Regions from separate parts of the Homo sapiens genome. Here region 1 is linked to region 2. The links are chromatin loops, found by intact Hi-C in ENCODE. Cell type or tissue: PC-3. All regions are shown on one strand. Links, peaks and the distances in the headings refer to the core of each region. The heading gives the core; the rest is flanking DNA. Region 1 holds the start of PLPPR5 (phospholipid phosphatase related 5). Region 2 holds the start of LINC01708 (long intergenic non-protein coding RNA 1708).

What was found. Peaks named below come from ENCODE experiments on the same cell type or tissue, not always from the same donor. Only the 100,000 strongest peaks of a DNase experiment are listed, where the experiment ranks them.
Region 1: a loop joins it to region 2, with 2.5 times the contacts of the local background. A loop is called at or near these places in 3 of 110 quality-filtered maps.

What each region holds. Positions count from the first base shown.
Region 1 is chr1:99,001,962-99,013,022 of GRCh38, forward strand. PLPPR5 (phospholipid phosphatase related 5) reads right to left here and starts at 2,900. Exons shown (of 6, transcript NM_001037317.2): 1 at 2,474-2,900. The coding sequence starts at 2,710. PLPPR5-AS1 (PLPPR5 antisense RNA 1) reads left to right here and starts at 2,315. Exons shown (of 3, transcript NR_033940.1): 1 at 2,315-2,684. RefSeq lists an enhancer at 1,758-2,732. In PC-3, for the core only: no CTCF peak of the experiment used is centred there; no DNase peak of the experiment used is centred there; H3K4me3 peaks cover 1,776 bases.
Region 2 is chr1:99,476,742-99,488,095 of GRCh38, forward strand. It overlaps LINC01708 (long intergenic non-protein coding RNA 1708), which reads right to left and starts at 11,063. Exons shown (of 3, transcript NR_125951.2): 1 at 11,004-11,063; 2 at 3,373-3,496. In PC-3, for the core only: CTCF peaks have their summits at 4,848 (motif pointing left) and 5,056; a DNase peak (open chromatin) is centred at 4,840.

The sequences.
Region 1 (11,061 bases), core at 1-8,000, 480 kb before region 2:
ATATTAGAAGGATATAAGGTATGTAGAAAGTTTATTAGAGTATATGGAAGAAAGTAGTAACTCAACAAATGATGGGTACTGTTAATATTATTATTATTATTTTGATGCCCAAGTGAGCATGCTAACCCAGCGTTCTTGAGAAGAGTGGAGAGGCAGAGCTGCCCTTACTGCTCCCAGCTCCTCACATGGTGACAGAGTGCACTATTCCTAGAAGCAGAAGGGAAAACAAATGCCAGCAGCACAGCCATCCTCCCAAACCTACCACTTCCTTCTCTTCTAAACTGATTCCCAAACCCATTCTCTTGTACCTAAAAGAACTAAAAGCCAAAACATCGAAATCAAGTTGGATTCTGACTTCAGAAAAATCTATCCACTTATATTCTCAATGCCTGCCTGACCAGCCAGCTTCCACCTTCTTTCAGAGAACAAGCTCTTTGGAAGCAATGTAAGTCGCATGGCATTCAGGCATCCGTCCTATAGGCATACAAATGCCATACCCACCTTTTTTTTTGTTTTCAGATATTCCTTATTATCTGAACCTCACTTTCTTCAAATATTAATTGGAGATAATATCTCCTGAAAGAGCTGCTCTGAGAAATATACGTGACTATGACTATTCGGTACCCAAAATAGAGTAGGCACTAAATAGTGACTAATTCATTCTTTTTCTCCGTCCTACATTCCTCCTAAGTGGAGAATCATCCAAATCATTGGGTGAGTGTGCTCTCGTCTCTAACTAGCACCTGCCACCATGATTGGATGGTTAGGACTGAAAAGTGCTATCTTATTTAAATAAGACATAGAATGGGAATTAAAGGATGAGTTACAGACATTATTGATTATAGCTATGACCAAACCAATGAGCTGAAAGTGACAGGCTCTTCCTTTTTCTTTAAAACAATCCTTGAAAAATATCTGAGCTATTTAGTCTCCTGGAAAACTGTACATGGGAAACCCCGATCTCCAGAAAGTAAAAAGGGCCCCCAAAAATCGACCTTTTTTTTTTTCTCTGCCAGCTTGTCAAATGGAGAAAAGAGAACACAAACATGAAGGCTGGATTTGGGGCTTCTAACACATTTTAGCAACTTATTTTACATATATATATATATATATATATATATATATATATATATATGTAAAACATTATCTGGGGCAAGGTCTAACACATTTCAAACCATTATGACAGAGGCAATTTGAAGTCAACTATCACAGGACATGTGATAAAGTTACTTTAAGGTTATCAAGAAATTACTTGATTTGTTCACTGATTTCTATCTTATGTGTTAGGAACTTTTCATTATTTTACAAATTAGTAAGTCATTGCTCCTAAAATTAAAAAAAAAGATGAACATCCAAACTTAATGGATTCAACAGACATTCTTAACATTCAATTTACACATTTAGCTACTGAAAATAAAACTTCATTCTTCCTTTCCCCTTCATTTTCTTATTTCCCGTTTGTTATCTGTTGAGGGAGAGAGAGAGCGCGCATCACAGGAAGGGAACCTCCAATACTTTGTCAATATTAAAGGAACCATAAAATATCAGGTTTTCTAAAGAAACACCAACAATTCTCCTAAGAATAAATATGTAGCATATTCACATATGTAAATTACTATAATAAAATTAATATTATTATGTGTAATTTATCCCCAATAATTTCATATGTATATATGTGAGGTGTGTGTATACACGTGAGTGTATCTGTATAGTCATTCTTTCTCTCACACACACATACACTCAATAAATCCAAAAGGCATGCTCTGTGAGGTTCTAAGAGAAAAGGACTTAAATTGCCCAGGGAGCGGAGCAGCCTTTAAATAAATCTGAAGTGCTCTTGTAATTGAGGTACAGCTCCTGCTTTTCAGCAAAGCACTGGTGCTGAGGCCTCTTCATTTAGAAATTCTCAAATTCTTTTTTCAGATATTTGTTCCCTGGTCAGCTTAGTCCCATTGGCACTTTCACCTGAAAAGGAGGGAGGTGGCGAAATAGAAATACGTGCCCCGACTCGGGAAGTGGGAGTCCCTTTCACACCCCAGCAATTGATCCCCTCTCTCCTCGCCGGCCCGCCCGCCGCTGCTCTTCTTCCAGGCACAATCGAAGAGGAGGCAGTGAGCGAGTCAAGGCCACAGAGTGGATGGAATCAAGGTTCACCCCCAAAGCTCACCTCCTTTGCAACCCGGATCCCCACTCCTCACCACCTACGGCCCCTCTTCCCTTCCATCCCCGCCCAGTCACCCAACGCTGAAGCCACCGCGGGGTGTGGGGGGGTGACGTGTGGGAAGAGCTGGGGGCTTCCTTCGCACCCACCCTCACGCGCCCTAGAATGTCCTCTGGGGAAGGGGCTGCCCATAACTTGGAGGAACTTAGAAGGCAAAACCTACTGCGCCCCAACCCTTAGAGGGGCCTCAACCCCGAAGGCGAGGGGCGAGATCAGGGACTCGGCGACGAGGGCGAGCGCCCCCGGGCTTACCACGAGCACGGGGACCCCGGCGGCCAGCGAGTAGAGGAGCACGGGGGGCACGGCGCTGCTGTCCTCCGGGCCCGGGTAGGGTTTGCGGTAGGCGCTGTCGTGGCAGAAGAAGCCCTGCACGTTCACGGTGAACGTGTCCGTATACTCGAAGTAGTACGCCAGCATCACCGTCCCTGCCATGATCACCATCTGGAAATAGAGCATGCTGCTGGTGAGCGCCGCGGGCAGCAGGGGCATGCACGCCTCCCGGGCCGGGCCGAGCCGAGCCGAGCGGGCGGTCGACGCGGTGGGCCCCCTCCCCGGTCCGCCGAGGCAGCCACCGGGGGCGCGGCGGCGGAGGCGGCGGGAGGACGAGGCACGGGAGGCGGGATGGAGCCGCTGGAGGAAGAGGCGGAGGCAGGTCCGGGCTTCGAGGCGCCGGCAGGCTGCAGAGGAGGCGGCTACCCCCGGACGAGCCCCCTCTCCCCTGCCCGCCCCCTGCCCGCCGCAAGCGCCGCCCGCCCCGGCGCGGGGTCGCGAGGGAGGGCGGGGAGTCCCGGGCGACGGGCAGCGGCCGCTGCGCCCCTGCACGAGACCATTCGAGAAGCAGCGGCGCTGGGTCAATCCCCCAGGCTAGCCCGGAGGAGGCGCTGCGTGGGCGGACGGGGCGGCAGCCGGCGGGACAGCGGCACCTGTACCCCTCACAGGGCGGACGCTGTGGGGCTGGAGAAGCTCCTGGCGGGGGTAAAATCAAAAGGGGGGGAGGGGAGGCAGTAGAGATGGAGCTTCCAGAAACTCTTCCGAGGCACCAGCTGAGAGGTTTAAGAAACCCGCACAACGCCTGGGAAAATGGTGCGTGGACGCGTCTTCCGAGCGCAAAGCCCACCAAGGCGCAAAGTGCCGATGCGGCGCCCAGAGTTTCAACCGGTGCGTTCAGCCTGCATCCCTCGAATTCCTTGACCCAGCCCGGGGCTGGAGCCTGGCGGTGGTTTCTAGGCGCTGTTAGAAAAATCTCAGCGAGGTTTCTTTGCCTCCTCTGCAGCTTCCTAGGGCTTTGTGTATATATATATGTATATACAAATAATAATAGAAATCATAGCCCAGTAGCTCCCGAAGCATCATCTCTTGTACAGCGGCCCCTTCCTGGATCCATGCATTCTCTTGCTCATCTTTTCAGTCTGTCTTTATTAGCTGCTTGTGAGAGGAGGCATTGCAGATTCCAGGCACTGAGCGGTCCCAGCCACCAGGGTAGGAAAAAGGACTATTTGCCTCATCTCGTTCTTTATTCCCTGAATTCCAGGGAACTGCAGGGATTCCTCAGGGGTCGGGATAAAGGAGAGGGAGACCAATGCTGGCTCACAGCACATGCATACAAAAATTCATCCGTCCATGGCTATCCACGCCTATGCGTGGGTATGTAACTAACTATGGAACTGCATATGTGCAAGGAGCCCGTTCTGTCATGCCATGTGGGTCCCTGCTGCAAGCTTAGTCAGCAGACTCTCAAGGGGTCTTTCTTTGAGCCTCAGGCTGACACTCCTCTACTCCAGTGAGCAGGTGAGGAAGCATGAATACAAGCAAGAGGAGGAAAATATTTTTAGAGCCCTGCCCTGCTCATTAAAACCTGGAATCACCTTAGCAGGGTTCTAGAATGTTGGTTCATTGTAATAGGCTGTAGCTTGATGAATTTTAGAGGTGGGCCTTTATCATCAGGAAAAACAAAACAAAACACTGTTGGCTTAAAAATCTGTTGAAATTTGGCAAATGATTGGTAGTTTTGGGATGGGATAGTAAAGGCAGTGTGAGTTTCTTTAATGTAGTATCATACATACCTCACCCTCCGCATTGTCGTAAACATAATTCCACAACTAATTACTTAGAGCTACAAGATAGACAACACTAAGCAATGTGTATAACAAGCAGTTTTGGGCAGTGGGAGTAAGCTGTTCCAAAATGGACATGAGCAGCTTATATTATGAAAATATAACTACTACAAAGATACATGTTTTAAGGCTTCATTAAGAAAATCATTCTGAGACTGTAAGGGTATTTAAACTGGTACTCTGGTTCTAAGTAGGAATCCCCCCAAACTATCTCATTCGCTGAGGAATGCCCCTGAAGTCTTGTTTATAGACATTTTTCCAATTTTTGGAAGAATGATGTTAATTTTTAAGGGCAACTCATTTCTTCAGTCTAATGAAAGTGAGCATTATTTTCACAATTAAGACTCATTGTATTGCGTTGTTAATGTGTATGGAGTGCCCAGCACAGTACATGCAACACAGCAGAGTCCTTGTCTGACCTGTTCACTGCTGTGTCCCCAGCATGAGCACTGCACTGTATTGCACATTATGGTTACTTAAGAAAAATTTGTCGAGTAAATAAACGAACTGACTCCTCTAAGTACAATGGGAAACTGTTTTCACGTACAAAATTTGTCAAGGGTTAAGGAGTCAGAATCCGGATAAACACAGCCCACATACTTACATGGTCACACTGAAGTAAAAGGTGTAAGTTCAGCATAAGAGCAGTGACTCTGGTATTGCCTCAGTGCAAATGCTAGCTCTGCCACTTACCACCTCTGGAAGCCTGGGCATGATGTCCGAACTCTTTCTGCCTTAGTTTCATCACCAGTAAAATTGAGATAATACTAGTACCTAATTTACAAGGTGGCTATAATGATTAAATGATGCTAAGCTTATTATGTCTGGCACATTTTGTAAAATTTAATTTCTACATAAATGTATCTAACCTACCTTAAGTAACTCAGGGCATTTCAACAGCCATCACCAGTCACTTTCTTCTCATTTTATTGCTTACAGAATGATTCTGGTTGAACCCATATTTTTGTAAGTGTGCAAATATTTTTATAGATTTGTGCACCTTCTGTCTTCTCCTTTAAATGCTATCCATCTCAGGAATAAGATATTATATTCCTTCAGAATTCTAATATCCCCCATTATTTGTCTGTTTTAGATGGTGAAAGAATGTCGTTGACTGATTCATGGTTGGATAACAATCCAGTGCTGAAATTCAAAGTTAATATTGAATCTTAACACATGTTATAAGGATACCAGTATTAAATTCACCTTCCATGAATATTTGAGCAGACTAGGTATTCATAGAAGTGGTTCAGGGTGGATGAAAGAGCATGAGTTATGTGCCCTTGGGCTAATTCCTTTACCTTCCTAAGCCTGAGCTGCTTCGGGGGCAAAATGAAGTAATTTTTTTAACGTTTGGGTTTATTTTGGCAATTAAATGAGAATATGTGAGCTACCTGGTCCAAAGTAGGCACTTATTTAGATGTTTCTTCACTTTATTTTCTATTAAGTCACTTAAGCTAATTCTTTTCCAAAATATATCTTTCCAACTGCAAAGAATCCCTTGGAATCCTGCCTCAATTTTTACTTAAGTTTCTGGCTCTTTCTAGATGAAAAACAGCACTACTGATATTTAATCCTTTACAATCCTGCCTGAATCCTTAATTTCATTCTTAGGCACATCATTGTGCTTTCAAATGTATTATAGCTGTCAGTCTTAGCAAAACACTGTCTTGTCCTTCAAACTGTCCCTATCTCAGCTGCTACCAACGTGAATAATCTAGATTAAAAATGTGGAATTCATAACTTTTATTTTCCAATTTCTCATCATTCATATTATAGTTAGATGTGCATGACTTAACCACTCCCACTCCCACTTTGTTTCTCCGCCATAAAACATGAACCATGGTAAATGTTAAGACAAATCTTGGGAGAAACATTTATCAATTCCAATACCTCTCTCCACCCCAATACTGTATGCTCTTGGAAGAAGATGAAGATGCTTACAAGAAACAGTTCTCTCAATACATAAAGAACAGTGTAACTCCAGACATGATGGAGGAGATGTATAAGAAAGCTCATGCTGCTGTACCAGAGAATCCGGTCTATGAAAAGAAGCCCAAGAAAGAAGTTAAAAAGAAGAGGTGGAACCGTTCCAAAATGTCCCTTGCTCAGAAGAAGGATTGGGTAGCTCAAAAGAAGGCAAGCTTCCTCAGAGCTTAGGAGCGGGCTGCTGAGAGCCAAACCAAACAATTTTCTATGATGATTTTTCAGATATAGATAATAAACTGATGAACAGCAACTAAAAAAAAAAAAAAAAACTAGTAAGGTGCTCAACTAGCATGGGAAGATATAGTCCTCATCCATAAGGTTTATAATTCTTCTTTCACAGACAGAAGATGGATGTACAAAAAGTCAAGGTGGAGGAGACCTCTATCTTCGTAGGATAGAGGATAGTCCTTGAATGGGCGAGCATTGAATATTTGTGGATGGCTTAGATAAGTGAGTGTATTCTTCCTATTTAACTTCGAAAACCTAAGGTGTCTGCTAGAAAAGTACAGTACATCTGTACCTGGCTCCTCAAGATTATTATCAGTTTGGTTCTATACAACAAATCTTTTATTGTTGAGAGAGCTAGATTGAGATTTTCCTCTAAGGGCCAAGGATTTGACCTTCATTGGTTTATAGACATAATGTTGTTGGCAAAGACATACCTGAGCATTTCCAAAAAAAAAATACAGAATGTTAAATGTTGATTTCCATGTGTTTCGGGTAAATAGTACATAAGCCAAGCCATTTTCCTGAAATGTTCTCATTCCATATGCAAAAACAGAGAAAAAAATTTTAGCTGAGATGGTGTAATATGAAGGATTGAGACAGTTTTACATAAGACAAACGGGAAGCATCTCCAAAAGAATAGATTTCTCCTTTAAACAACAACAACAACAGCAACAAAACCTGTATTCATAATGTCAAACCTGAGCTAGAGATAGTTAAGGAGATTCAAGGGTGCACAAAGTTAGATGAGTATGAACTAATGAGGAACTTCAAATATTAACATATAGATTGGTGGAAGATCTCATAGGGGAAAATTTGGAAAGAGATATTTTTAATAGACCAGGTAACTGCTTTCAGAATAAGTAAGAGTATCTGGTATTTTATTCTAAAATTATTTAAAAGCCTACAAAAGGCAGTATCTAGCAGCTTTTTACTGGACTGAATCTGGAGAATGAACAAATACACTAGTCTACTAACTCCCAGACTACTTGATGTGAGGAATGCCCCTGAAGCTTGAATAAGAGAAATAAGATGTAGAATCTGGTTAACTCAAGAAATGTGTGCTTAAAGACATTCACATAAATTCAAAGATACAAAATTCTGAAAGGCAAATTTGAAAAGGTAGGAACATTTGGGATTACACCCTTGACCTCTTCATATTGACATCATACGGTACTATATCCTCACAAAATGATTTCCAGTGCTTAATTTAGGTTGTAGCTGCTTTCTTAAGCAAACAGGAAGAAAAACAGCTAGGGTAGTAATTGGAGTGTCTGTCTTTGAGTTTCCAGTTGTTATGGGATATTTATCTCAAAGGCCAGATGCATCTGACCTGGACAAGTCGTATTTATCTTGGGACCGCTGAGATGTCTTTAAAATGCCTTACTCTGCGACTGTATTATAGCTTATTCTGTTCTACATTTCCAGTATTTTAAGTTTTCACTTTTAACACAGTTATCACAAACAGAACGTATATTTTATTAGAGAATCTAGTTATATTTCACCGAAGGTACAGATGTGAAATTAATGGACCAGGTGAAAAGAGCTAAAATAAAATAAAATATTAAGGCTGGGAAAGAAATGAAATACTTAACTAATATGTAAGGGGACACTCTTATGTGAACATAACATTTTTAAATTATTAAGTTAGCAAAAGTTAATTGGAACATGCTGATAATGTTTACTGTGTAAACCTGGCAATTACTTAGTCTCTCTGAGTCTCAGTTTGCTCATCTCTAAAATTGGGTGAATGAATCTTAACTATGCAAAGATGTTGAAAAGGCTTATATTTATAAAATGCTTCATAAATAGTAAAGCATTGGGAAAATCTGCATTAGAAAATATGTGATCAGGAAAAGAGAATGACTAATCTAAGTAGGTCCCGGGTTTTCTTCCCATCACTGGGTTCCAACTCACAAAAACTCAGATTCATCACTGCCTGGTCTGTTTTCACATCTGTGAATATTGGATTGTTTACTATATGTGTTAATCATAAAAATACACATTGTTAAGTATAAATCCATGAGTCTATAAAATCAGAGGACGTTTCAAAATATTCAAATTCCCTGAGAATAACTATAACAATTACTAAGAAAAGTACATAAGAGTGTGTCTGTGAAATATGGTGGTTAAATGCAAGGATTGGGGATTCAACAGATCAGAGTTTGTATCTTTGCACTGTAGAATCATGATGGTGGGGCTTGACCAGGTCATTTCAGTTTCTCAGTGTCTACAGTATCCTAAAATGAGGATAATGTTTCCTACTTCACCGAAGTGCCTTACAGAGCCTAGGCCATTCATGATAGCCACGATCATTACTGTGATTGTTATTCATCACCTACACTGGTATAATTCTGCCACTGCTGAATCAGCAAAACTTTCATTGATCCATTTGGAATTGTGGCAGCATTCCTACAGAAGTGTTTTTGTAACTTCATGTTTCTTAAAGACACTTGAAAGTCATTATTTGTGTTATGATAAATGAGGACCACTCTAAACTAAATCACAAGTCCTGTTAATACTTTGAGAAACAAAGGTTCTTTAGCACTGATACAGAACACATGGGGCAACTAAGCTGATGACAGCTGCAGGTTCTTTGTCAAAGCTACAGACTATGAATGCTAATCAGCATTTGCCTGGTTGTCCTTCAGTGTCCTGTACTAGGTAAATGACTGAAATAAAAATATGACAGAAACTAGGCACTCAAAATCATTCTTTATGTTAATACTTGGACCATAATCAACTATTAATTTTCATCTTTAAAAATTGGGATCAAGAGCAGATGAACAAATCAAGGTTCATAATCTTGATTAACGAAAACCTGATTTATTCATAACTGGACCCCCTGCCACACTGGAAGCCTCAATTAAATGGAGAACATAATAGTATTCTGCACACCACTTTTTGAAAGAGAAGTAAACCAAAACTAATGCTGTTACACCTCTTCAGTAAAGTGGAGATAGTTGTGAGGATCAGAAATCTGTGAGTAAAATGGCACCCCCCCCTTTCTGACGTATAGTAGTCACTAAATAAATAGTCTTGTTGTTGTTTCAAAAAAAACCAAACAAACATATTTCAGGCACTTTTTTACAAAATGTCCAGAGTTTACCCTGCCATCAGCACTTAAAAAATTCAATCTTCTACATCTTGTTCTGCTACAGTAATGAACAGTAAGAACTGAACATTAAAATAATGACCCCTGTGTCAGATCATCAAAGATAAATGCAGTATATTCAGCATGTTTTGATTACTAATTTAAGAGTTCTGACAAAAAAAGAGGGTTTCTATTAATAAAAGCTGTAGTTCCCCAGGATACCCTCTTTTATGAAGTTAACTGAGTTTTCACTATTCATGTTCTTCTATCTTTATTAGAGATCTATATTAGCCTAAAGATGTATTAAAGCAAGTCATCAGTGACTAAACAAGTGGAAATATTTTGTACTTCTCCATTAATTGAACATGTACGGCATCATTACACATTAAGGCATTGGTTATAATGGTTGATTGATATAATGAAATGTCTTTAGAAATACTGATACAATAACAGTGATACTCAGAAAAGTAAACAAAACAATATTCACAGTGATATGCTTCTCTTCCAAATATTTTCCCCAACTTTCTTTCAAAATGACTTTGTTTAATTTCATAGTGGTACAGTATATAAATACCTATTATTAATTATTATTATTTTGGGACAAAGTCTTACTCTGTAACCTAGGCTGGAGTGCAGTGGTGTGATCATGGCTCACTGCAGACTTGACCTCCTGGGCCCAAGCCATCTTCCTACTTCTGCCTCCTAAGTAGCTAGTAGCAGGTGTGCACCACTATGCCTGGCTTATTTTTTGACTTTTTTGTAGAGAGGACATCTCACTATGTTGCCTAGGCTGTTCTTGAGCTCCTGAGTTCAAGCTATCCTCCTGCCTTGGCCTCACAAAGTGCTAGGATTACAAGTGTGAGCCACTGCACCTGGCCTAAATAATTATATCTATATATTTTCTTTTGAGATGGAGTTTTGCTCTTATCGCCCAGGATGGAGTGCAGTGGCGTGATCTTGGCTGACTGCAACCCCCACCTCCCGGGTTCAAGTGATTCTCCTGCCTCAGCCTCCTGAGTACCTGGGATTACAGGCACACACCACCATGCCTGGCTAATTTTTTTTTTTTTTTGTATTCTTTATTAGAGATGGGTTTCACCAGGTTGGCCGGGCTGGTCTTGAACTCCTGATCTCAGGTGATCCACCCACCTCGGCCTCCTTAAGTGCTGGGATTACAGGCATGAGCCACTGCACCCGGCCAATAATTATATTTTTAAAGTTAAAATTTTCCATGACTTAGTATCTTCCAATTCGACAATTATTTTCTTTCCTTAATGAAAATTATATTCCTTGCTTATAGTTGTAAACTCTTGGGGAGAATATAGCCTCATAATTTGGTAATCCATGCAAGTGTGATGAAATTTAGGGCAGGGTTTTCACCATCACCAAAATAGCATTCTGAAAATCATCTGAAATTT
Region 2 (11,354 bases), core at 1,006-9,005:
CTTCTTGCCTATAAAGTGGAGATAAAATATTTACTTGCAGAGTTGTTATGAGCATTCACTGAGATGATAAATGTGAATGGGTCTAGCATAGGGTCTAACACATGGTAAGTGCTAAGCTTGCTGCTTTTTAAAATTCCCATACTACAATTCTTCAGTTTCTTTTTCTGTTTTCAGTCTGATGTCTTACTTGTTGACATTATCAATGGCTCATCTCAAAAATTATAATTCTAATTTTTTTTAATTTTACTTCTAAAATTATTTTAGTTTTAATTAAGTATATATTCTTCTAGATGTGCACTCTAATACAGTAGCCACTAGACACATGTGGCTATTTAAATATAAATTTTAATTATTTATTTTAAGTAATATTTAAAAATTCAGTTCCTCCATTGTACTAGCCACATTTCAAGTGCCCTGTGGCCATGTGTGGCCAGTGGCTATTATATTGGATAAAACAAATACAGAATATTGTCATCATGGCAAAAGTTCTGTTTGACAGCTCTGGAAGAGACAAAATCTAAGGAATTTGCTAATATACGCTATTACTTTTCTCTGAACATTTAGTTACATTTTCCTTAATGTATCAACAAATGAGACAGGAAGTTCTAGCCAGAGCAATCGGCAAGAGAAAGAAATAAAAGGCATTCAATAGGAAAAGAAAAAGTCAACTATCTCTCTTCATTGATGGTATTATTCTATATCTAGAAAACCCCAAAGATTCTGCCAAAAGGCTACATGAACTGGTAAATTATTTTAGTACAATTTCAGAGTACAAAATCTATGTAACATATCTATACACCAATAATGTCCAGGTTCAAAGTCAAATCAAAAACATGATCACATTTACAATAACCACAAAGAAAATGAAATACCTAGGAATACAGCTAACCAAGGAAGTGAAAGATCTCTATAAGGAGAACTACAAAACACTGCTGAAAGAAATCAGAGATGATACAAATAAATGGAAAAGCATTCCATGCTCATCAATGTCATTAAAATGGTAATACTGCACAAAACAACACTGGAGAGAGATTTAGTGATTTAACACTATTCTTATCAAATTACCAATGTCATTCCTGATAGAATTAGAAAAAACTATTCTAAAATCTATATGGAACCAAAAAAAAAAGCCCCAATAGCCAAAGCAATCCTAAGCAAAATGTACAAAGCCAGAGACATCACACTACTTGACTTCAAACTACACTATAATGATATAATAACCAGAATAGCATGGTATTGGTACAAAAACAGACACATAAACCAGTGGAACACAATAGAAAACTTAGAAATAAAGCCATACACTTACAACCATCTGATCTTTAATAAGGCAAACAAAAACAAGCAATGGGAAAAGTCCTCATTATTCAATAGTGATGAAATAACTGGCTAGTCATATGTAGAAGAATGAAACTGGACATTTAACTTTTACTATATACAAAAATTAACTACAGATGGTTAAAGTTTTAAGTGTAAGACACCAAACTATAAAAATCCTAGAAGAAAACCTAGGAAATACCCTTCTGAACATCAGTCTTGGCAAATAATTTTTGGCTAAGTTACCAAAAGCAATAGCAATAAAAACAAAAATTGACAAGTGGAATCCAATTAAACTTAAGAGATTCTGAACAGCAAAATAAACTATCAATAGAGTAAACAGACAACCTACAGAATGGGAGAAAATATTTGCAAACTATGCATCTAACAACAGTCTAAGATCCAGAATCTATAGGAACTTAAACAAAAAACAAATAACCCCATTTTTCAAAAATGAGTGAAGGACATGAACAGACACTACTCAAAAGAAGATATACAAGTGGCCAACAAACGTATGAAAAAATGCTCATTCTCACTAATCGCCAGAGAAGTGTAAATCAAAACCACAATGAGCTACCATCTCATACCAGTCGAAATGTCTATTATCAAGAAGTCAAAAAACAACAGATGCTAGTGAGCTTGTAGAGAAAAGGGAATGTTTATACCATTGGTGGGATTGTAAATTAGTTCAGCCATTGTGGAAAGCAGTTTAGAGATTTCTCAAAGAACTTAAAACAGAGCTACCATTCGACCCAGCAATCTCATTACTGAGATATACCCAAAGGAAAATAGATCATTATGCCAAAAAGACACATGCACTCTTATGTTCATCAATGCACTATTTATAATAGCAAAGACATAGAATCAACCTAGGTGTCCAACAATGGTGGATTGGATAAAGAAAATGTGGTACATGTACACCATGGAATATTATGCAGCCATAAAAAGGAATGAAATCATTTCCTCTGCAGCACCATGGATGGAGCTAAAGGCCATAATCCTAAGCGAACTAATGCAGGAACGGAAAACCAAATACTACATGTTCTCACGTACAAGTGGGAGCTAAACATTGAGCACACATGAACATAAACATGGGAATAACAAACACTATAGACTACTAAAGAGGGGAGAGACAGAGGGAGGCATGGGTTGAAAAACTACCTATTGGGTACTATGCTCACTACTTGAGTGCAATAAACCAACATAACAAACCTGCACATGTACCCCCTGTATCTAAAATAAAAGTTGAATTTTTTAAAATGAGACAGATGGTCCAGAGGCCATCTGCTTCTACAACTCACGTTTTTAAACTAAAAATTGTTCATACTTCCTGTGGTCATATGAATAATAAAATTTTCAGTTTTCAGTCTTCTATTCTCAGTTTAGGAAACCAGTGTATAAGAGGAATTAACCTGGGACTTAACCGACCTTTAGAAATGTAAATCACATTCAATATCCTTGGAAGATTTTCAAATATTTCCCGTCAAAAATTTAAGAGTGAACTAAATCTTCCCAAAGATTGGGTCTCAGAATAGTGCCAATGTCTGATACTTTAGGTCCAATTTAATAGAATCCATATTGACTCAGAATAAATCTCTCTTTGTTCCAAACTATTTAAATTATATGATTCTTTGATACTTTGAAGTGCAGCAGAGTAGACAAAGCACTCACAGGTTTCCCAACTTTTACTGCTGGTATCTTTCTGTTGTACCTCCAAAAGGTCATGTACTGACCTTCAAAAAATCTTTCCCTTTTACTTATCTGGGAACCCTTTCTCCAGAGCAGTCGCCAGCTTAGAGTGCAAATCTACCCCATTTAATGGAGAAGATGGTGTGGCATGAAATATAATATTTGCCATTATTCACTATTAGTTCATTCAATCAGCAAATATTATTGAGTACCTGATATATACCAGACCCTTGGCTAAATACTGGGGATATGGCGATAAACAAAATAAACATGACCCTTCTTCTATGGTGCTTAGGGATTAATATAATAGCTCAGTTGGACTTAGATGAATAAAATTATATGACATTTTAAGTTGTTTTATTTTCTTACCTTCAGACTAACTGATTTGTTCTTCTGTAGCCATGTTCAGAGGAAGGAACACTGTTCTACAAGCATCTTCATATTCAAGCTGAAATTACATTCTCCAAAGCCACCCAATCCTGGTCTTACTTATCTAGACACAAATTTGGGCTAAGTCAGCAAGATGGCAAATATCTCATAAACTATCAGTAATTAATTGGTATAGGTATCTGAATTATTCTGAGAAGCTGTACTGAGAAGGACACTGAGGCTACATTTAGTGAGACTGGAGAAAATATTGTGGTCTATTAGCAATATCTTTCCATGAGCTCAATAAATTAGAGTATGACAAATATGCTCAGTTATTTGCATTACCTGGGGGAAAACTCGGAGGTGACGTGGAGAGGTGTAATTCCAGATTAGGAAAGCAGGCAAGGGCCAAGACATAGAAACATGGAAAAGTATGACTTGTTCCCCAAAAGGCAAGTGGTCCAGGTGAATGGAATGCAGGATGGGTAGAGATATGAGAAAAGGGCCAGCGAGGATGTGTGGGCCCAGACTATGGATGACCTTGAATGCCCGGCATCAAGTTTAGATGATTTGTCTGTGAAATTCTCATGTGGTTACCAATCTTTGGTGATTCCCAATCTGAATCAAAGTCACATTCTTTCTGCTATTGGTTTTTCTATAATAAAAAGCTCTCTTTCTCCTCTAAACTTCCTTCTAACCAAGGCATCTGTTCACACATAAATTATCTCATTATCGTTAAAGTTAACATTCTTAAAATTCAACTCTAAATTGGATGGGCTCTATATTTACAGAGAACTAAATTTCAGAATAACCAATAAAACAAGGTGAGTTATGTAATTAGATTGCTGACATAAAGTCCTACCCAAGCTGTTTATGAGAACTATGTTAAGATAGATACATATAGCTCAGCATGTGTTTTTCTTACTCAAAGTAAAGATGAATATATATTTAGTGCACAAAGGATAGAATAATAAAACTATACTAAAAAATCCTGTTCTTTCCAAATGTTTAATTTCTAGTTTCTATGACATAAATGCCTAAATATTCCCTGAATGATTATGCAAAAATAAAATAAAATCTCTTTTTTCCCCCACCAACGTATCTATGTATATGTGTGTGTACATGTGTGTATGTGTGTGTAGGCTAAAGATAAGACAGTAGAAACTAGCTATGAAATTACCAGTGAACAATTTACTGCAACATCTAACATAGCATTCTTATAACTAAAATTACTTAATGTACTAAAGAGTTAAGTTATATAATGCCTACAATTTATATAGTGGAGGTCTCTTCATCTTTTAAAAGGTATACACTGTATGAAGAGGATAATAGTACTTATAGATTTCAAATTGAAAGGCAAATGAAAAAAGAGACTCATGGAAAAAATAATGGCTCAAATGTATTCTGTCAAAGAATAGTCTCAGGATAGAGAATGCAGTCCAAAGAACTGAATATTTGTCTATCTCTGCCCCCTTGTGGTGGTATGTGCCTCTCAGGTAAGATAAGCAAATTTTTGCAGAAGGAAATCAAACACTTCAGGTTTGAAAACAGACATAAGAAAGAGTAAAAATAGAAGTAAATTATTACATTTAACACAGAACAGAATAATTTTACTTCCATCAGTATGTGTATACTTAATAAAATATCTGTGGTTAAATTTTAGGAGCTACTGGACCAGAATAGTTATAAATGTGAAATGCTAAATTAGCCTGAGACAGAAACAAACAGCAAAATTATGGTTAATTTTTATTTTAGATCTTCAAAGTGTTGTAGTGGTAATTATATAGAGATATGTTTTACCCAGAAACTGTGTAGGATTATATGACATATGTTATTCAACCACAATGATGAATGTGTATTGAAGACCTTCTATATGATGGGCACTTGATTAGATCTCAGGGAAAAAAAAGTCAGTACAGTCCTTGACCTCATGGATTCTATGCTTTATGAGGAAAAGAAGACAAGCTACAGATAATCACAATAAAAAATTACAATCTCAAGGTAATGTGTGAAGGAAGAGAATATGGTTCTCTTATATATATTTATTATTCTATTAATAATATTAAATATTAATATATTTATTTATTAGAGCTAATAAAAGAAATAGATCTAGTGTGGGAGGCTAAAATGAAGGAAAGAGTGAGAGAGGCTGTGAATATATGGGAATTGTCTGTAGTTTCTGCTCAATTATGCTGTGAACCTAAAGCTGCTCTAAAAAATAAAGTCTATTTTTAATCAAGGAAGAAAAGCAAGAGGGAAAAAGAGGCACAGCGTGCTGGGATAGGCAGGAGGAGGGGTGCACTAGAAGGTATACAAACAAAGCTCTGGGCAAAACAGTGGCAGAGCACATTCCAGGGCCTTACAGTCAGTGCCTGGAGCCCAGAGAGGGAGAAAGGTGTCCCAGGAGCATGGAAAGGTGTTCAGAAGCCAAAGCTTGCACAACCATCTAGGTCATATAATGAATTTAGGTCTTTAGGAGTAATAGGGAACTACTGAAAGCTTTCAAAGAGTCGGGCAATATAGTCTGTATTTTAGAAATATATTTTAAATATTTTTAAATAAAATCTTAAATGAGGATAAGAGAACACCAAATAATATACGACTTTAATTAAATGTCTGATATGGTTTGGCTCTGTGTCCCCACTCAAATTTCATCTTGTAGTTCCCATGATTCCCACGTGTTGTGGGAGGTACCCAGTGGGAGATAATTGAATCACAGGAGTGTGTGTTTCCTGTGCTGTTCTCGTGATAGTGACTAGGTCTCACGAGATCTGATGGTTTTAAAAATGGGAGTCTTTCCACACAAGCTCTCTCTCTTTGCCTGTTGCCATCCATGTAAGATGTGACTTGCTCCTCATTCCCTTCTGCCATGATTGTGAGGCTTCCCCAACACGTGGAACTGTGAGTTCTCTATTAAACCTCTTTCCTTTGTAAATTGCCCAGTCTTCAGTATGTCTTTATCAGCAGCATGAAAACAGACTAATACAATGTTGGTTCATACATGTAGTGAATGCTTACTAGGTGACAACCTTTGTTCTAAGCTTTGCAGTTTAAAAATGTAATGTTCCCAATTCCATAATGTAGACAATAGACTATTATAGGAGTTTCAACAAAACTTGGACTAGAACCAGGGTAATGGAAATGAATGGACATTTGAAAAACGTCTAGAATAACCAGTGACGGGTTGATTCCTTGTTTCTGGCTTATGCTACTGGATGGATGGTGGCCATATCCTAAATAGAGAATTCTATGGCTCACGCCTGTAATCCCAGAACTTTGGGATGCCAAGATGGGTGGATCATTTGAGGTCAGGAGTTTGAGACCAGCCTGGCCAATATGGTGAAACCCCATATCTACTAAAAATAGAAAAATTAGCTGGGCGTGGTGGCAGGTGCCTGTACTCCCAGCTACTTGGAGGCTGAGGCAGGAGAATCTCTTGAACCCAGAGGTAGAGGTTGCAATGAACTGAGATCATACCAATGCACTCCAGCCTGGGCAATAGAGCGTGACTCTGTCTCAAAAAAAAAAAAAAAAAAAAAAAAAAAAAAAAAGAATGCTAAAAGGAACTAAAGTTTGGAGAGTTCAGATAGCAGGGACCAGAAGAGAAGAATATACCTACATTCAGTCTTGGAAACACTGAATTTGAAGAATTTCTGAGACACCTAAAAGCAGGTATGGGCCAGGTCGAGGAAAGAAGAAAACGTCAAGTCAGAGCAGCTTAAGAAACCTTGGTTAAAAAAGAATAAATGGCTATCACTTAAGAAGACAGCTGATCATCTCAGGGGGAAGAGAAACTTCAATTTCACAGAAGAAATTATGGAAACTGGAGAAGTTGGAAGTTTGGGAAATTTGCTGGTGGCAAATAAGCAGCGAAAAATCACTAAAAATCAGTTCACCACATGGCTTATTTCCTGAAAACCAACCCATCAAACATAGTGACTTAATAAAAATAATCTTATAAATTTTAAGAGAAATATTTTGATTTGATGACTGAATATAAAACAGTACATATGTCATAAGTAAAATTTTAAGTTTCATGTAGAAATTACTCATTTATACTGATTTTTATTCCTTTTAAAATTTCATTTTTTATTGAGCCAACCTTTTAGCATTCATCTGTTTTCATTTACAGTATTTTTAATCTATTTATGTTTTATCCATTTTTTTTGTATCTTTTTCATTTGGTCCATTGTGGTCTTTTTTTTCTTTTTTTATGTGCTTTCATAGAGAATCATTTGCAAATTACTGCCAACCAAGTCAAGAGACCTTAATTGTTCCTTGATAAAAATCACATTTTTAGTTTCATGTGAGATGTGATGGTTTAAACTAATTCTGATTCTTTTGAATGAATTTAAATTTTAATTCTAAATTTTATTTAATTAAAATTTTTCTTTCATTAAACTTCAATTTAAAATTCTGATTTATTTTAGTGCCTGTGAATTTAAATTTAAAGTTCAATCTCCTAATTAAAGTTTAATTTCATCTTAAACTATAAATGCTAGAGATATAAAAGGAAAGCTGGTATGCCATTTGAGGAAGTTGCAGAAGAATAAGGAAAATGCATAAAGTTTACCAAAATAGGAAACGACATTCAGAGATAACTGAAACCATATCTGAGGTAGACAAGAAGTCTCATTACATGTAAAATAACCCCCTCAAAAAAAAAAAAACTGAAAAACAGCTTTTCCTTTGAGAAATTTTAAAAATAAATACTGATTCTTTAGCATTTACAGATTTTTTTGGCCAGGTTCTCAGGTTGGGTTTAACCTTAAAAAGTTAATATCCAGAAAATCATATTTCATCATTGGGTACCAAATTTAAACATCCTAATCACTTTATTACAACTATTTGGGATGAATTGATAAATCTGGTAAATTTGGTGAATCTGTTCATTTGGCAAATGACCATTCAGTGAACTGGTCCTTTAGCAGATATATTTTTAAATTAGGAAGGATCCAATTCACTGTCATAAAAACCAGCTTTCCTTTCTCAAGGCTCTCACAGTCTAGAAGGGGAGATGAATAGGCAAAGGCTTAGAAACTTTTTATAAATATTTAGAAAGGAGCCAAGTGCAGAGCTCTATAGTAGCATAGGAGGGAGGGTAGGTGAGCAGCCAGCTTGACCTCAGGAAACACTTCCCAAGATTCACACTGGTAATGATAATATAGTTATTATTGAAAGAGTTTTCCAACCCATAAAGGAAGAAAAAGACATCATTTCTCAAAGCATGAAAGGGCATGCTATTTTCTGAGAATGGCAAATAATGTTGCATCAGCTTCTGATGCACAGAAGGCATGAATAATGGCAATTGGTAGTAAATGATGATTGAAAAAAAAAGCCTATCACATGCATTTAGGAAGTATATTTAGGAAATAAAATTTTACATTAATTAACAAGACTTAGAACTTGATTGCATTTAGGGGATGAATGAAAAAGCAGATCCCAAGATGATGTGTAATTTCTAATTTGGACAAATAGACAAATTCCTGAGACAGAGGAGCTCAGAGGGACAAATGTTAGAAGGAAAGATTTTAGAGGGAGAGATTATAAGTACAATTTTAGATATGTTACATTTGAGGTGCTTATGTGGGATCTAAATTTAGGATCTCAACTTGAAATTGATGAAATGAATATGGAATTCAAAAGACATGTGTAGATGAGATTTTTTTAAAAACTAGGAATTAGTAGCATATATAGCAATTGAAACTGTAGGAGTAAATGATATTATAAGCAGAATATTTAATGTAAAAAAAAAAAGAAAATTTTAGGGACAGAACCCTGAAGGACACTAGCATTCAAGGACCTGTCAGAAGAAAGAGTCCCCAAAGTTAGACGGAGAAAGAGTGGCTAGAAAAGTAGTGTGGTATGTAACAAACTCTCCTCTAGTGTTTTGGGGAAGAGAGAGTGGTACAGAACTAAATATTTCAGAAAGGTTGAATGATAATCCAAACCAGGAAGCCTCCACTGGATGTGTTACTAGAAAATAGAGGCATTTCATTGGAGTGGTGAGAGCAGAGGGCTTAAAGAGTGAAGGTGAGGAAGTTGAGACAGAAAATGAAGATAATGAAGAAGGAAGCCAAGTTTCATGGAATGGTTTTTCTCAAGATTGTAGGGATATGTGCACATTTAAATGCAGATAAAAAGTGAAAAGAGAATGAGAGAGTTTGAAGATATTCTTGCGTTTTGAGCAAACTGCTTAATTTTTCTCCTCCCAATTCTTTAATCTGAAATATGGGGATATAAAACAATGCCTACATCATGAGATCTAATTGTATAATCCATGCAGGGCTTTGCATATTACCTGGTATATGCTAATCACTTAATAAATACTGGCTAATATTAAATAGCAGAAAGAATAGTATTGGAACAGGAGTAAGGGAAGAGAATGTGAATTTGGATCCATGTCTGTGTATAGATTCAGCATTGGGAGATGTACAGAGTTTCAATCTCATAACCACTATCTCTGTGTCAAGAAAGAGGGGTAGTGGATGCAGAAGTTTCTGAAGGGAATTAAAAGGATTGTATTTGTCATATCTATATGAAGAAGGAAGGAAGGGAATAGACTAAAATTTATCATATATTTTATGAGTCATGCATTAAAATAAGTGCTTTGTTTATATTATCTCATTTAGTTCTCAAAGTAAAGTAGTTATTATTTCCATTTCACAGGTACACAAGCTGAGGTTTCTGTATCAAAGTATTCTGTGGTAACAATGGACTCAAACAATGACTCAACATGGAATAAGTTTATTTCTTGCTCTCCAAACAGTCTAGGAGAGTAACAGGGCTCTTTCTACATAGTCACTGAAGAACTCAAGTCGATAAAATGCTCTGCCACTTTCAACAATATGGCTTCCAAGCTTGGCACAGTCTTCTCCAGCCAAGTGGAAACTAGGAAGGGTTTTTTTTTTTTTTTAATCTTCGTTGTTGTATTTGGCTTATTTGTTTGTTCATTGGCCAGAAAAATGATATGGGCCAGACATGGAAGAAATACCCATAAGTTCTGTTCATATTCTCTGACTAGAAATTAGCCACATGCTACAGGTAACGGTCTCTGCCAGTGTGTTTATTTGTTTGAGGAAGCTTGAGAGCAGGGAAGAAGATTAGGAGTTTATTTTAGAAACATTGCATTAAAGTTTATATGTTCAAGTGAAATATTACCTATAGAGGTACAGCTTAAGAGAGAACCTCAATGGCGTTTTGAGGAGAACCCTGAGGTGTAAAGCAAATAAGACCATCCAGCACTGAAATAAGTAAGGTTGTCAAAAAAGATATTATAGTAGCCATAGAATTGCAACATTTCCACAGACAGCACTAAGAGAATCCCTACCTACTACTTAAAATTTAGTAAGGATAAAATGGGAAAATAGGCCCCAAAATTGTTAAGCAAATACACTAAATTACCCTTCCAAAAACTACAGTAAAGAAAGAAGAAGTAAGAATGGGTAATAATTGATAATACTGTGTGGTTTTCTTCAATCTTATTTTATTTTCTGTCAGTAAAAGCATTTGCTATGCAACTAAATGACATGTAGTAAATGAGACAATATTGCTCAAACTTATGTGGGCTATTTAGTAACCAAAAAAAAATTATTGATGCTGCTGGCAACAAGTTGATAATCTATACTTACTTTTTCTATTGTGTGTGAATCATTTTTCTAATACATGTTCATGCCATATCTCTGTTAACTCTGTAAGCAAAAATGTAAAGCAAGTTAACAAACATTCCAACAACCAAACCCGTAGCCTTAATGGGAATAATGCACAACCCAACAAAATCATAACAATTCTTGTAGAACAAACTCCTCCATGAATATCAGATATAGTAAAAAGAGCAAAAGATCTAGATTCTTGCTCTAGCCATGTAAACATCTGAATAATTTGAGTAAAGTCACTTTTCTTTGAAGGGCTTCCGTTCTTCTATCAGTAAAATGACTCAAGTTGAAACTAGATTAGATTGAATTTACCAAACATTTATTGAA